Regions from separate parts of the Homo sapiens genome. Here region 1 is linked to region 2. The links are chromatin contacts, found by Hi-C or POLR2A ChIA-PET in ENCODE. All regions are on one chromosome and are shown on one strand. Each heading gives the region's core, a stretch centred on a gene start or an enhancer-like site at or near the end of the contact. The rest is flanking DNA. Distances are from core to core; before and after follow the strand shown. Region 1 has its middle 180 kb from the start of EVX1-AS. Region 2 has its middle 32 kb from the start of EVX1-AS.

What was found. A loop is a pair of places that touch in the nucleus more often than their neighbours do. ChIA-PET counts read pairs that join two places held with the same protein, here RNA polymerase II (POLR2A). Pooled maps may share reads with other maps.
Region 1: a pooled map shows a loop between it and region 2 (2.0-fold over the local background). The contact joins two enhancer-like sites. A Hi-C loop is called at or near these places in 1 of 168 maps with a recorded cell type or tissue (PC-9) and 2 of 50 pooled maps. POLR2A ChIA-PET finds 5 or more read pairs at or near these places in 1 of 52 experiments (BJ).

Annotation. Positions count from the first base shown.
Region 1 is chr7:27,419,094-27,426,503 of GRCh38, forward strand. No RefSeq gene overlaps it. Among named protein-coding and RNA genes, the nearest start is that of EVX1-AS, 180 kb to the left of the region's middle. Within about 2 kb of position 1,803, at least 2 of the 41 ENCODE cell types and tissues checked have a DNase peak (open chromatin) inside an H3K27ac peak, as active enhancers do.
Region 2 is chr7:27,275,357-27,282,747 of GRCh38, forward strand. No RefSeq gene overlaps it. Among named protein-coding and RNA genes, the nearest start is that of EVX1-AS, 32 kb to the left of the region's middle. Within about 2 kb of position 2,440, at least 5 of the 41 ENCODE cell types and tissues checked have a DNase peak (open chromatin) inside an H3K27ac peak, as active enhancers do.

The sequences.
Region 1 (7,410 bases), core at 553-3,052, 140 kb after region 2:
AAGCAAGCCCTCACCAGACACTCAATCTGCCTTCAATGTGGACTTCAAGGTCTGTGGGAACTGTGAGAAATAAATTTCTGTTGTATATAAGCCACTCAGCATATGTAATTTTATTTTAGCAGTCAGTTCAAATGGGCTAGATGCTACGCTTGAGGGGACCTCCAGGAATAGATAAAGGCTGTGTCCCATGTCTCCTGCAAAGCAAGAAGTACACCACAATATATAAAATAAAAAGCCAAAAATCATCCCAAGAAGTCGACATTATATCATCATTAAGACCCAGTTGGTCTTTACTTGCCCTGTTTTCCATGGTTTGTCTGAATTCTCTCCCACCTTCCCACCATGCCAAGACTGCAGGGGTGTGTTGACTTTCATTGCCTTGAAATAGTTAATCTTTGCAACCAAGGTTCCAAATGGGAGGCTTAAACTGGGAATCAGCTCACTCTGTGTGTAGGTCATTTAAGAGCTCAATCTCATCTTTGAAATATAGATTAACTAGGAGAGTATGAGTTCAGCATTTCTCTATAATGTTGTTTCATTGATCCTGCGGGCCAACTGGACATGGCTTCAGATGGATACCTAAAAATTAGTTTTAAAACTTTCCCATCTTTTAATATTTTATAACCTGTCAGAAAATCAATTATGGACTCTGCCCCCTTTCAACGCTTGGTTTCATAGGAGCTGATGTTTAACCAAAGCAAGGTTCTTTCCTCTCCTTTACAAAAAGCAATGGACAAGTTTAGAGTAAATGATGACTTCAGGGAATTTCTTGGATTTGTAAAGATTTAGAGATGAATTGAATAGCTTTGACCTGCCAAGTCCACAGCTTGGGTTTCTCTCTCTCCTGAGCCATAGCCAGCAAATGGTTTCCCTAAACACTGGGAAAGATCAGGGATCCAGAGGTCAGTATTGTGGGAACCCAGTCATAATTTAAACTTGTCAAATATCTTGATATATTTCTTCAAGCCCAGTGAATCACAAAGGGCCTTTCTCCAAAACCTGTCCTTCCTCTTATGCACACACATGCACATGGAGCACAATCTTTCAGGTTTAAAAAAATTTTTTTTTCATTTTTTAGTTTAGGAGGATTTAAGGGAAGAATAAAGATTAGGAGATATGCCAGAGCGATTTTTATTTTTTCTTTTTCTGTATTTCATAACATTTCTAATATGAACATATATTAATTTTGTAAGAGAAAATAAAGTTAAAAAAAAAAGAACCTAGGTAAAGTCACACTAACATAACACTAAGAATCCATGTTGAAAGAAAGTGGAATTAATTTTAGGTTAACAATAAAAATTTCAACTTCCATAGCATGCATACTCCAATCACTTCTGAATGGCCATATTCATCAAAATGAACTATAGTTTGTCCCATGAAAATAGGTAGAAGCCAGGAACCGTGGTGCACATCTATAGTCCCAGCTACTTAAGAAGCTGAGCCTGGAGGATCCCTCAAGCCCAAGAGTTCAAGGCTGCAGCGAGCCATGATCGTGCCACTGCACTCCAGCCTGGGCAACAAAGTGAAACCCTGTCTCTATTTAAAAAAAAGAAAGAAAGAAAGAAAATAGGTAGATTAAGCATTCATGTTTAAGAAATGGGTAAGGAAGAAAGAGAGAGAGAGAGGAAAGGAAGGAAGACAAGAGGGAGGAGAAAGAGATAAATCCTGGCCAGGATGAAAGGGGAGAAAAGGAAGGGGAGTTGTAGAATGAAAAAGGAAAGTGGATCGAGTCAGATGCTATTGAACTGATAAAGTGTTCAGTTCTGTTGGGGAAATTCCAGCTGGCCTCACACCCATGTTTATTGCAGTAGGTAGCAGCAGCAGTATAATACCTCTCATCCCTGGTAGTACCCATGGCACAACTGCACATTATGCTGTAAATGGAAGCAGAACACTTGCTATCTTTATTGTGCTGACATTTAATGACTAGAAGAGGCCTGGGAGAGAGATACCCACGAGATCCTGCCTTTGGTATGTTGGCCACAACTTCCAGAATGGGGATGCCAGTTACTTGCCTCTCTTTATGCTTTTGAACAAACTAGCCACCAGCTGGGCTTTCCAGATCTCTCAGTGGTTAAAGAGCTGGGGAAGTCTCGGGAAGAAGGTGGTATGTTTAGCCTGGGGCACGGGGAAAGTAACATGGCTGCTGGTAGCAGGCACAGTGGTAGGGGAAGCCCTACGTGGATTACAGTGAAATGGAGTTTACCTAACAAATTAACAAATAATATGTTCAATTTCTGCTTTCGGCCTACCTGTCTGGTTGGTTCTGAGAACTCAAGTTAGTTCTTCCTTATTTCATTCGCCAAATTTGACAAGTCCCTGAAATTCATCACTGGCAACTTAACCCAGTTTGTTTCTTCTACCAAATGCAAGGAACCAAAACATTTTCTTTTCTTATTCCCATTTGGCAATGACATTTTACTTTGGATAGTGGGACATGTCTAAACATCCTCCTACTTATTAGTTACAAAGGTGCCATAATGTAGGCCTCAATTCAAATCCACCTCCCACATGTAGTGGGAACTTGGGCAAATTAATTTACCTCTCACTACCTTAGTTTCCTAACCTCTAAAATGCAGAGGGTAACAACAGTACCTCCTTGTCATGGACGTGTTGCAAGGATTGCCCATGTTCATGAATGTAAAGCATTTTGAACAGTGCCCAGTGTGAGTTTAATGCTCTGTGTTCACTATGATCATTTCAATCATCCACACATATTTTTGAGTCCCTGTTATGTGCCAGGCGCCTTCCTGATCACCAGGAATAGAAAAGTGAGGATGTCTTTGGAGCTTATATTCCAGTGGAGCAATAGAGTCATAACAAAATGAACAACAATAACGGCCACTAATATTTATTGGGATTATAATATGCATAGCCTTACTTGATCTTTCTAATAATCCTAAGAGGTAAGTAAGAGTATTGTTTCATAGGAGAGGAATCCACAGGCTTCAAGGGGTTCGATAACCTGATCACACAACACAGCTGCTAAGTGGCCCAGCCCAGGGCTGGAATGGAACAACATGGTTCCCAAGTTTTCAGTCTTAACTGTGTCTTTCACTTTTATGGAATTGGGCTATTTTCAACTAACAACCGTGGTTCTAGGAAACAACACAGCCACTTTGTCCCTTTATGTTATTCTTAAAGAATCATTGCCCTGTCTCCCACTTTTATGCCAGTCACTGAGTTTTTGGTAGCCATTCACTGAACATGATCAAATTTAACCACCCAGTGTAAAGGATTTTACCTGCTGGTCAGAGGAACAACTCAGCATTTGGAAGAACATTTAATACTGTACGGCGGCGTTGGCCTTCATGCTGAGAGACAAGCGCACATCTCAAGGCCTACCCTGAACCAATCACTGGAGGATGGTTTAATTGGTTAATCATATAAATTACAATCACTTAATCATTTTAAGCACCATCAGCCAATTAGCTCAGAATTATGGGCTCTGAGGTAACAGTCATGCAAATGTTTGTTCCACTGCAGGCTATTAACAGCCATATTTTCTCTATCAAGATGACAGAGACTGATGGGTGGGGGAAGAAAAGGAAAGAGAGCATTTGTTTAGTTTAAACTTCTTTCCTGTTGGGTTATAATGAAGCATTCAGTGGGGAGGAGCGCCATGTGCAGTGATTTCTGTATCCTACTCAATGTGAGTCTCCGAGTGGATTGGAGGGAGGCCCCTGAGCAAAGAACTGCAAGGAATGGCTTCAAAACTGCTGAATCAAGACTGCGCAGGAGTTTAGCCTACTCTTGCTGCCAGGTGCTGGCTTTGTTGACCACCTGGTGTGCTCAGCCATAATACAGATAAATTGAGGACTGGCTGGGCACGGTGGGTCACACTTGTAATCCCAGGAGTTTGGGAGGCCGAGGCTGGCGGATCACTTGAGCCCAGGAATTTAAGACCAGTCTGGGCAACATGGCAAAACCCCATCTCTACAAAAAAAAAAAAAAAAAAAAACACCCAAAAATTAGCTGGCCACGGTGGCACACACCTGTAGTCCTAGCTACTCAGGAGGTTGAGATGGGAGGGTAGATTGAGCCCAGGAGGTCTAGGCTGCAGTGAGCTGTGATTGCACCACTGTACTCTAGCCTGGGCAATAGAGCCAGACCCTGTCTCAAAAAAAAAAAAAAAAAAAAAAAAAAAAAAAGAAAGAAAAAGAAAAGGAAAGAAACTGAGGACCAAAATGAGGACATGACTTTTGTGGCTGCTTTTTCTCCACCAAGCAACAAAGAGTGTCCACTAATCATGCAGGAGAATAGATCAAGTTCAGACAGAGCGTCCCCATCTACGATAACCATTACTATATACTAACAATGAAGAAAATAAAACAGCTCTGGAAAGCAAGGTGAGTCATCGTCAGCCGACCAGAAGCTGTGAACACCTGAACGTTTGCCAGTGTGGGCGTAGAGGAGCTGTTTGTGCTCATCAGTCCCTGGTTTAGGGCCTGGTACATGGTAGCTTCCCAGTAAACTCTTGTGGATGAATTAATGATTAGTGGCCAAATGTGAACGTAAGAAGCAGGGAGATGGAGGAGCACTCATCTGTTTGATGTGGCTGTGCTCTGCCAGCGTGCCTGTGCAAGTGTGTGTAAGACAGCTGGACCCTGCAGTGGAGTCTTTGCCGGCTTCTGGCTCCGGCAGAGCCTAGTGTAACTGCGCTTTCTGTCGGGTGGTCAGTTGAGTAGACTGGGTCATTTGCTAGCCTGCGATTGTAATATTTGCAAGTGCTGTGATGGTAAGGAACATCAGAACTTCAAAGATTACTTTTGTCAGGAATGTGTAGGAAGCAACATGGTTTTGTGGTCCCCAGTCACTTTGTGACTACGGCATTGTGGTCTTCAGACTTCACCTGTCTTGACTGATTAATTAAAGTTGGGGGTGGGACTGCTCCCAGCCTCTCACCATTTCCCAAGTGCACGCGCACGCGCGCGCGCGCACACACACACACACAGAGGTACATGCAACATATTTGTCATAAAACTTCATGCAGTCATTAAATAATACATACTGGACTTTTATGTGCCAGAGATCATGCAAGGGACCAGGAAAACCGCACAGAACACATAGCACTTGCCATGTGATGGCAAAGTATGGTCAAGTGCAGAGAGGAGAGGAAGACTCCTGAAGGCTGACATAATCAAGGAGAACTTCCCAGAGGAGGTGGGGATTGATCTAGGGAGAAATTAGATAGACAAAGAGATGAAAGTAGGGTACTTCATTGCACTTGTCATATTGACCTAGACTTAAAGCTTCAGGGAGAAAGTTTTCCAAATTAGGAGTTTTAATTTCCTTAAGGAAGTAACTGGCCTTGTTTTATCTTGTTTACACATGTCCCGGAGGTGCCTTGCCCGCAGGCAGCAGGAAAGGGTTCCTGGTAACTCCCTGTCTGACCTGAGCCAGAGGCTTGTCTCCCTCTCTGGCCTTGCTTTTTCTTCCTTAAACAGGGAAAAAATGATATTGACCTACCGTTGTGAGGGAAAACTGATACAAAATATGACAACACACTTCAGAGAGTGAGGTGCTCTTAGAAAAAAGAAAAGCCTAACGATAAGTATGCTGAGACACAGAAAACAATGGGTGGGAATAGAAAATTGGACTAAAATCATAGAAAGAGGTTTTAAAGATTTTCTCACTTCAGCATTTACAACACTCTATTATTGACTGTAGATTTTTTTCTTGCACTTGATTAGTCAGAAACCAGGCGAACACTCTCTAAAATCCTTGTACAGGTCAGACACTAGCAGAGTCCATATTCCTAAGGACCGAGCTGTTGAGCCACTCCCATGTTTGATTACTTCCCTTTTAGTTTTCATGCACACTCAGCTTGCACTATGTTTATTTGCCCTTGAAAGTATGAAGTCATTTTGTTTGTCTCTGGGGATTCCTCACACTCCCCACCCCTGTCACTGCCTTTGCCCCAAAATAGGTTCCTAACTTCCTGGGGGACGTGTTTAATGAGGATGTCTTGGCAAGAGAACTCCCTTAAGAGATCTTATAACATCAGAGCTGAGTCTGACTCCAGCCCCGATGAGATGTGGTCAGCTCACATGCCCAGTGGGTTCCAATTCCTCCCACCTTTCATGGTTCAGGATGGAGTTGAAACTCACCCTGGGAGTTCCCTGTACTCTTCTGGCTTGATTTATATAGCATAGAATAGTTTGTGTCTTTGAGTTTCCCCAGAAGTAGACCCAGAGACAAGGGTTCAAATGCAAATGATTTCTTTGGGCAGGGAAGGGAGTATCAGCAGGGGAGAGGGGAAACGGGACAGGGGAGGCAGCCAGTAAAAGGTGCGTGAGTAAGCCAGCTGCCCCAGTGGGCAGCTGGAGCCGAGTCTAGGAAATGGAGTAGGACATAGCCCATAATTAGACCTCCAGAGGTGAGCACACTGGGACATTTAGACACCAACTCCTGTCAGTCATTGGTTGAAGGCATTGAGGAGGGGTTGTTAATTCCGAGGAGAGGTGCTAGCAGCCGGAAGTCATCTGTCTTTTGGGGAGCACCCGGAAATGGTGGGGTCTGAGGGATGTGGATGGGACAGGAAGAGTATCTGTTAGGATTTGCATCATAACATTTATACTTTCTTGCCTAACGGTCCAAGTTCAGGGACATAGTAGCAGACTTATAGCACAATTACAAGCTTATAACATGATCGCAAATTTACACCAGGAGCCAGAGGATGACGAAAACAGCCCTTTGTTTCCCCTTTGGATCATTTATCACAGGAGACTGGGCCCACCCACTCAGACCCTGGAGGGGAGGCTTGTTTGTTGGTTTCATTCCTCTTGCTGATGATTGTGTCCACTTGGCCATATGTCCCGGTCTCAGCCAATGAAACCTGAGAGAAAGTTGAGGGTGGACGTGCGGGGAGTCTGGAAAACAGTGTTCTTGCTCGTAAGAGAGATACCTGGATGAGAGCATCTCTCTTTTTTGCTAGACGTCTTACAGTCGGGTTCTGATGCCTGGAACTTCTGCACCCACTTTGCCATCATGTGGGGTAATCACATCCAGAGGGCAGGATAATAGAAAGATGGAAAACAGGAAACCCTTGGGTCTTTGTGAGCCTCTGAGTTACAACCCTGGAGGCACCCGCCTTTGGACTTCTTGTTCTTTTAGTTCAAGACACTTTTGGTTGGGTTTCTTTCAGTTTAAGACACTTATATTCCTTGTGCCCAAAAGCATCCTAAATGATACAATGTCAGGTAACCGCGTGACTAGTGAGGAGAACCCCTACCATATATGAAAGCAAGTGAGTGTGGGACTGCATGGATAGAGTGAGTCAGGCTGGACGCCTGCTCCCAGCTTGTGTGTAGCTGTTTCAGTCAGCTTGGACTGCCACAGCATAATATCACAGACTGGGTGGCTTAAACAACGGTAACTTATTTTCCTATAGTTCTGGAGGCTGGAAGT
Region 2 (7,391 bases), core at 1,190-3,689:
TGTAATCATATAAAGAATGTTGCCGGTTTTGAAGGAGATGCTTGTTAAAACTCAGCTCTTGGCCGGGCGCAGTGGCTCATGCCTGTAATCCCAGCACTATGGGAGGCCAAGGCGGGCGAATTATAAAGTCAGGAGTTTGAGGCCAGCCTGACCAACATGGTGAAACCCGTCTCTACTAAAAATACAAAAGATTAGCTGGGCCTAGTGACAGGCGCCTGTAATCCCAGCTACTTGGGAGACTGAGGCAGGAGAATCACTTACTTGAACCCGGGAGGCGGAGGTTGCAGTGAGCCAAGATCACACCACTGCACTCCAGCCCAGGCGACAGTGAGACTCCATCTCAAACAATAACAACAATAACAACATAAAACAAAAAACTCTTTTACTAAATAGCTGTGTGGCCCTCACTTGTAAAATGGTTCCTCATTTGTAAAATGGAGAAAATGTAATGCCTTACTCTTTACTCCTCAAGTAAGCAGAAATGTTCTAACATTCACTTTGTTAGAAAATTTAGGAACAATAATTTTGAATGATTAAACAGATATGCTACTGACTAGAATGTGAAATTTGCATGATTTTAAGAGCAAACAGCCGGGCGCAGTGGCTCACGCCTGTAATCCCAGCACTTTGGGAGGCCGAGGTAGGCAGATCACTTGAGGTCAAGAGTTTGAGACCAGCCTGGCCAATATGGTGAAACCCCGTCTCTTCTAAAAATACAAAAATTAGCCTGGCATTGAGAGACAGGACTAGCTGGATTTCCTAGGCCAACTAAGAATCCCTAAGCCTAGCTGGGAAGGTGACCGCATCCATCTTTAAACACGGGGCTTGCAACTTAGCTCACACCTCACCAATCAGGTAGTAAAGCGAGCTCACTAAAATGCTAATTAGGCAAAAACAGGAGGTAAAGAAATAGCCAATCATCTATTGCCTGAAAGCACAGCAGGAGGAATAATGATCGGGATATAAATCCAGGCATTCGAGCCAGCAACGGCTACCCTCTTTGGGTCCCCTCCCTTTGTATGGGAGCTCTGTTTTCACTCTATTAAATCTTGCAACTGCACTCTCTTCTGGTCCATGTTTATTATGGCTCAAGCTGAGCTTTCGCTCACCGTCCACCACTGCTGTTTGCCGCCGTCGCAGACCTGCCACTGACTTCCATCCCTCCAGATCCAGCAGGGTGTCCGCTGTGCTCCTGATCCAGCGAGGTGCCCATTGCCACTCCCGATTGGGCTAGAGGCTTGCCATTGTTCCTGCAGGGCTAAGTGCCTGGGTTCGTCCTAATCGAGCTGAACACTAGTCACTGGGTTCCATGGTTCTCTTCCGTGACCCATGGCTTCTAATAGAGCTATAACACTCACCACATGGCTCAAGATTCCATTCCTTGGAATCTGTGAGGCCAAGAACCCCAGGTCAGAGAACACGAGGCTTGTCACCATCTTGGAAGTGGCCCACCACCATTTTGGAAGTGGCCTGCCACCATCTTGGGGGCTCTGGGAGCAAGGACCCCCGGTAACAGCATGGTGGTGAGTGCCTGTAGTCCCAGCTATTCAGGATGCTGAGGCAGGAGAATCTCTTGAACCCTGGAGGTAGAGGGAGGTTGCAGTGAGCCGAGATCATGCCACTGCACTCTGCAAGACTCTGTCTCAAAAAAAAAAAAAAGATCAAAGTATAAGCACACAGGAACTTCAAAGAAATTTCATGGCTTCTGTGTACTGTTTTGAGCTACTTCTTCAGGACTTCATGGATCAAAGTTCAGCCTCCACCAGTGGGAACATTTAATGAGGAAGGTTGAGAATTACCATGCATTCTATTAATATCCAGAAGGATTGTGGTTAGGACCAAATAACTAATAAGATACCCTAAGTATTAGTTATTAGGAAAGGAACTTTGTTATAAAACTCTGGGCAAGGCCAGGCGCGGTGGCTCACGCCTGTAATCCCAGCACTTTGGGAGATCGAGGTGGGTGGATCACAAGGTCAGGAGTTCAAGACCAGCCTGGCCAATATGGTGAAACCTCGTCTCTACTAAAAATACAAAAAAATTAGCCAGGTGTGGTGGCACATGCCTGTAATCCCAGCTACTTGGGAGGCTGAGGCAGGAGAATTGCTTGAATCCGGGGGGCAGAGGTTGCAGTGAGCCGAGATCGCGCCACTGCACTCCAGCCTGGGTGACAGAGCGAGATTCCGTCTCAAAAAAAAAAAAAAAAAAAAAACTCTGGGCAAAAGGTACCTATGTTCATTTCAGTTGTCATTTCATTCAAACTTTCTATGCCTGTTCTCCACCCTAGCAGCTGATTTATAGACTGACCTTTTACCTGGGCTAGTCCCCAGCTACATTGGCACTGTCACAAGGCAGTGAACTCCGTGAGTAAATGCATGTTCTGATTTGCTTTGCTCTCAAAGGCCAACCTGACCTTCTGCTTGTCTTTCTGACTGGTTGTGACTCATAGACTAGCTGAACACCAGGTCCTTGGGATCCCAAGCTGGGCAGGGTGCTGTGTTTTTTCTTTGCTCACTCAGACTTTCCCAGTGCTGTCTGTTTCAGAACTGGGGTTGATAACAGGGTCGGTAATGGGGAGACCAGGCTCCATTGCTATGGTTACTCTCTCCATGGATACAAATTATCAGGGAACTTCCATCCTCACAGACCTGACTCCTACCTCCTCCAGAGGTCTTTTACCAAGTAAAAACAAGTGGTGAACTCTTCACTCACTTCCTGGAAATTTCTCTTCAATTTCACCCTATTTGTATCAACAAAATCACCTACCTACCAAATAGGAATTTTTACCTTTGAATATAATTGTTCAAATTTAGGTTACAAACTGAATTTTTCTGTGTTGTGTTGTGTGAATATTCATGTACTTGAATTTTTTTTTTTTTTTTTTTTTTTGAGACAGAGTCTGACTCTGTAGCCCAGGCTGGAGTGCAGTGGCATGATCTCAGCTCACTGCAACCTCCACTGCCCAGGTTCAAGCAATTCTCCTGCCTCAGCCTCCCAAGTAGCTGGGATTACAGGCGTGCACCATCACAACTGGCTGATTTTTTGTATTTTTAGTACAGATGAGGTTTCACCGTGTTGGTCAAGCTGGTCTCGAACTCCAGACCTCAGATGATCCACCTGCCTTGACCTCCCAAAGTGCTGGGATTACAGGTGTGAGCCGCCGCACCCAGCCTCATGTACTTGAATTTTTAACCATAAAAGTTATATAAGCCCATCAAGGGAAACAGTGAAAACTGGCAAAAGGGATGTAAAACCCCAGAATTAATGTTTTGGGCTGGATGCAGTGGCTAACGCCTGTAATCCCAGCATTTTGGGAGGCCAAGGTAGGTGGATCACCTGAGCCCAGGAGTTCAAGACCAGCCTGGGCAATATGTCGAAATCCTGTCTCTACTAAAAATACAAAAATTAGCCAGGCACGGTGGCTCACGCCTGTAATCCCAGAACTTTGCGAAGCTGAGGTGGGCAGATCATGAGGTCAGGAGTTCGAGATTAGCTTGACCAACATGGTGAAACCCCATCTCTACTAAAAATACAAAAATTAGCCAGGTGTGGTTGCACATGCCTATAATCCCAGCTACTCAGGAGGCTGAGGCAGGAGAATCACTTGAACCCAGGAGGCGGAGGTTGTAGTGAGCTGACATCACGCCACTGCACTCCAGCCTGGGCGACAGAGTGAGACTCTGTCTCACAAAAAAAACAAAAAAACAAAAAACAACGAAAATTAGCTGGGTGTGGTGGTACATGCCTATAGTCCCAGCTACTCAGGAGGCTGAGATGGGAGGACTGCTTGAGCCAGGGAGGTGGAGGTTGCAGTGAGCTGAGATTGCACTACTGCTCTCTAGCCTGGGCAATAGAGTGAGACCATCTCAAAAAAATTTTTTTTTGGCATACTTTTTCTTAGATATAAACATGTTTTGTATCTATTGATCTTTAAAACATTTGTATTCTGTCATCTGCACACTTTTTTTTTTTTTTTTTTTGAGATGGAGTCTCGTCCTGTCACCTAGGCTAGAGTATGGTGGCGCAATCTCAGCTCACTGCCAGCTCCGCCTCCCGGGTTCACGCCATTCTCCTGCCTCAGCCTCCGAGTAGCTGGGGCCACAGGCGCCCACCACCACGCCCAGCTAATTTTTTGTATTTTTAGTAGAGATGGGGTTTCACCGTGTTAGCCAGGATGGTCTCGATCTCCTGACCTCGTGATCCACCCGCCTCGGCCTCCCAAAGTGCTGGGATTACAGGCATGAGCCACCGTGCCTGGCTTGCACACTTATATTTTAAACTGAGGTTAATTATGGGTGGGTTTCAGGGAGCACCCAAACTCCCTGAAATTGTATGTGAAATTGTATATATGGGCATATGTATTTTTTCTGGGGAGAGGGGAATAATTTCTATCAGATACTCAAAAGAATCTGTGACTCCAAACATTTTTTTTAAATCACAGTAAATTTGCATTATATTTTTTTCTACTGCTCTAGGAAAGCACTTTCCCAGGAGGTTTGGGGGATGCCAGTACATTACTCCAACAATGCCAGGGCTCAGTATTTTAATCTTTCAGTCTGCAATGGATTTCATTGTCCTTATAAAGGGTTAGGTCAGAGTGTCTTGTATAGCATGTAGGCAGTTGAGGGCTTTTGGACAACCATGGAGCATTTTAATTTCCATGATTCTGTTAGATGTATGTGGTGGGAGGAGCCAGAGGGGTCATTGCTCAAGGTGGCTAAATGTGGCACGTGTAGACCATCAGCAATTCCACATCCCACAAGGAAAGTTCTGATCTGTGCTGGAACTAGAGTTCACCCTCAATGTCATACCTAGTGCATGTTTGCAAATATATTATGACATCTACCTCTCCATATAATCTTGCTGCTGTTAGAATCAATAGTTATTGAATGATTTTGATGGAAGATAGACATAATTATCATTTCTCTTTGGCAAACTAGGGAAATGTTGCTCAGAAAAATCTCTGTGGTTTTTTTAAAGCTCCCAGTAACAGAAAATGAGAAACTTGAATTTGGATCCCAGATTCTGTGACTTCAATCCTGAAAGCTTGCCCTTGAATCATAGCTTATAGCCACCTTGGTTTTTATTTTGAGGAGCAGTTTCCATTTGGAAAGATGTTTGAATGGTCAGTGATTTCTATAGGCACTTGGTGGTGTCTAATGATAGCAAATAAATGATTTAGTTTGATCATTATCTCCTCACTTATGAGAGCAAGAAGCAGGTGCATAAGTGAAAAGAAAGAAGGAAGTTTCTTGTTCTGTATTTGTGATAACATAAAAATACTCCTGGAAAACTAACTAGATGATAAAATCTAATATTCTAAAGATTTATCTCTATTCTGAATGTTATGCTTAATATGTCATTATAGGACTCCTCCATTTCTGTGCTGAGAACAATTTCTTCTAGTATTAATGAATTTACCTCTCATCCCTGAAGATAAGTGTCCCATTGGAGAGAGACATGAGCAAGATTTGTGGACTCTAATGAACTTGCAAAAGAGAAATGAGGCAAATATTTTATAATAGAAAGATACTAAGACATCCGATTCTTGAATATGCAGGTAACATTGCTGTATTAACAGATGTTCACCTTTTAAATAAAAATGTTCTTATAACAGACCCAATGAGATTTAAAAACTATCCTTATTATTCAAAGATTTGATTTACGTCAATATAATTGATGAAACTGTTCAGCCGTAGATTTTCAAAATGCTCTACTTTACAAATAGCACATTAAATTGATTTTCTCATTTTTATATATTACAGATTAAATGTTTCTCAAATGCTTTGCAGGATATTGAAGATTTCAGAAGACAGGGACGGTACATGTACCCCACAGTCAGGCTTCCTAATGGGGCCATACATTTTATGGGAGAAACAGTGGGAGTAATTAGTTGCAGGAGGTGGAAAAAGGTATCCAAGAATACCAAGGTAAAAATGCTTGAAAATTTAAAATTAAGTGCAAGTTATTGAATAAAGATGCCATGGCTGCGCGCAGTGGCTCATGCCTGTAATCCCAGCACTTTGGGAGACCAAGGCGGGTGGTTCACGAGGTCAGGAGTTCGAGACCAGCCTGGCTAAAACGGGTGAAATCCTGTCTCTACCAAAAATACAAAAATTAGCTGGATGTGGTAGCGGGTGTCTGTAATTCCAGCTAGTCGGAAGGCTGAGGCAGGAGAATCACTTGAACCCGGGATGCGGAGGTTGCAGTGAGCTGAGATCACGCCACTGCACTCCAGCCTGGGCAGACAGAGCAAGACTCCGTCTCGAAAAAAAATAATAATAAAATAAAGATGCCATGTAGTAATATATTTTTGTAACCAGCATTTGATATTTTATATTCTCTGATATTTTTAATATATGAGGTGCAGTTGCACACACACACATACATGCACATACACATGTATACACACATATTTATTTATTTATTTATTTTTTGAGACAGAGTCTCACTCTGTTGCCAGGCTGAAGTGCAGTGGCGCGATCTTGGCTCACTGCAACCTCCAACTCCCTCGTTCAAGCGATTCTACTGCCTCAGCCTCCCAAGTAGCTGAGATTACAGGCATACGCTACCATGCCCAGCTAATTTTTGTATTTTTAGTAGAGACAGGGTTTCACCATGTTGGCCAGGATGGTCTCGATCTCCTGACCTCGTGATCCACCCACCTCGGCCTCCCAAAGTGCTGGGATTACAGGCGTGAGCCACCAAGCCCGGCCCACACGTATTTATTATACTATTAAAAAGTTAGCTGTTACTTTAAATTAAAAAGGTTATGTTCATGGGAAAAAATTAAAACTATGCAAAAGACAGAAGTAGATAAGGAAAAAAACAAAAGTTCACCTTCTTACTTCTCAATGTTCAATTATACTACCCAGAGGTAAACAGGGTTAAAATTTCCTGCCAGCAATGTTCACTGTCATATGTATATATGTCCTTTAAAAAGCTCTACAAATGTGATCGCAATACTGTTGAGCAACTTGCTATTTTCAGTAAATGATGTCTTGAACTTCATCTTTCTACATCTGTACATATAGATCTCTTTCATTCTTTTTGGTGGCTGTATAATATGCCATTGTAAGAAGGTACCAATACTTACTTAACTAATTCCTTACTGGTGGATATTTTGGTGGTTTCTACTTTCGTTTTGTTTTCCTATTGTAAACCTATGTACAAGGACACACATTACACCATTATTTTTCCACACATGTGCAGGTATAGTGTTGGATGGTTGGGTAACTTCCTAGGAATGTAATCTCTAGGTAAAAGGACATGTGCATTTTTTTTTTTTTTTTTTTTTGAGACAGAGTTTCACTCTTGTTGCCCAGGCTGGAGTACAGCGGCGCAATCTTGGCTCACCACAACCTCCACCTCCCTGGTTCAACTGATTCTCC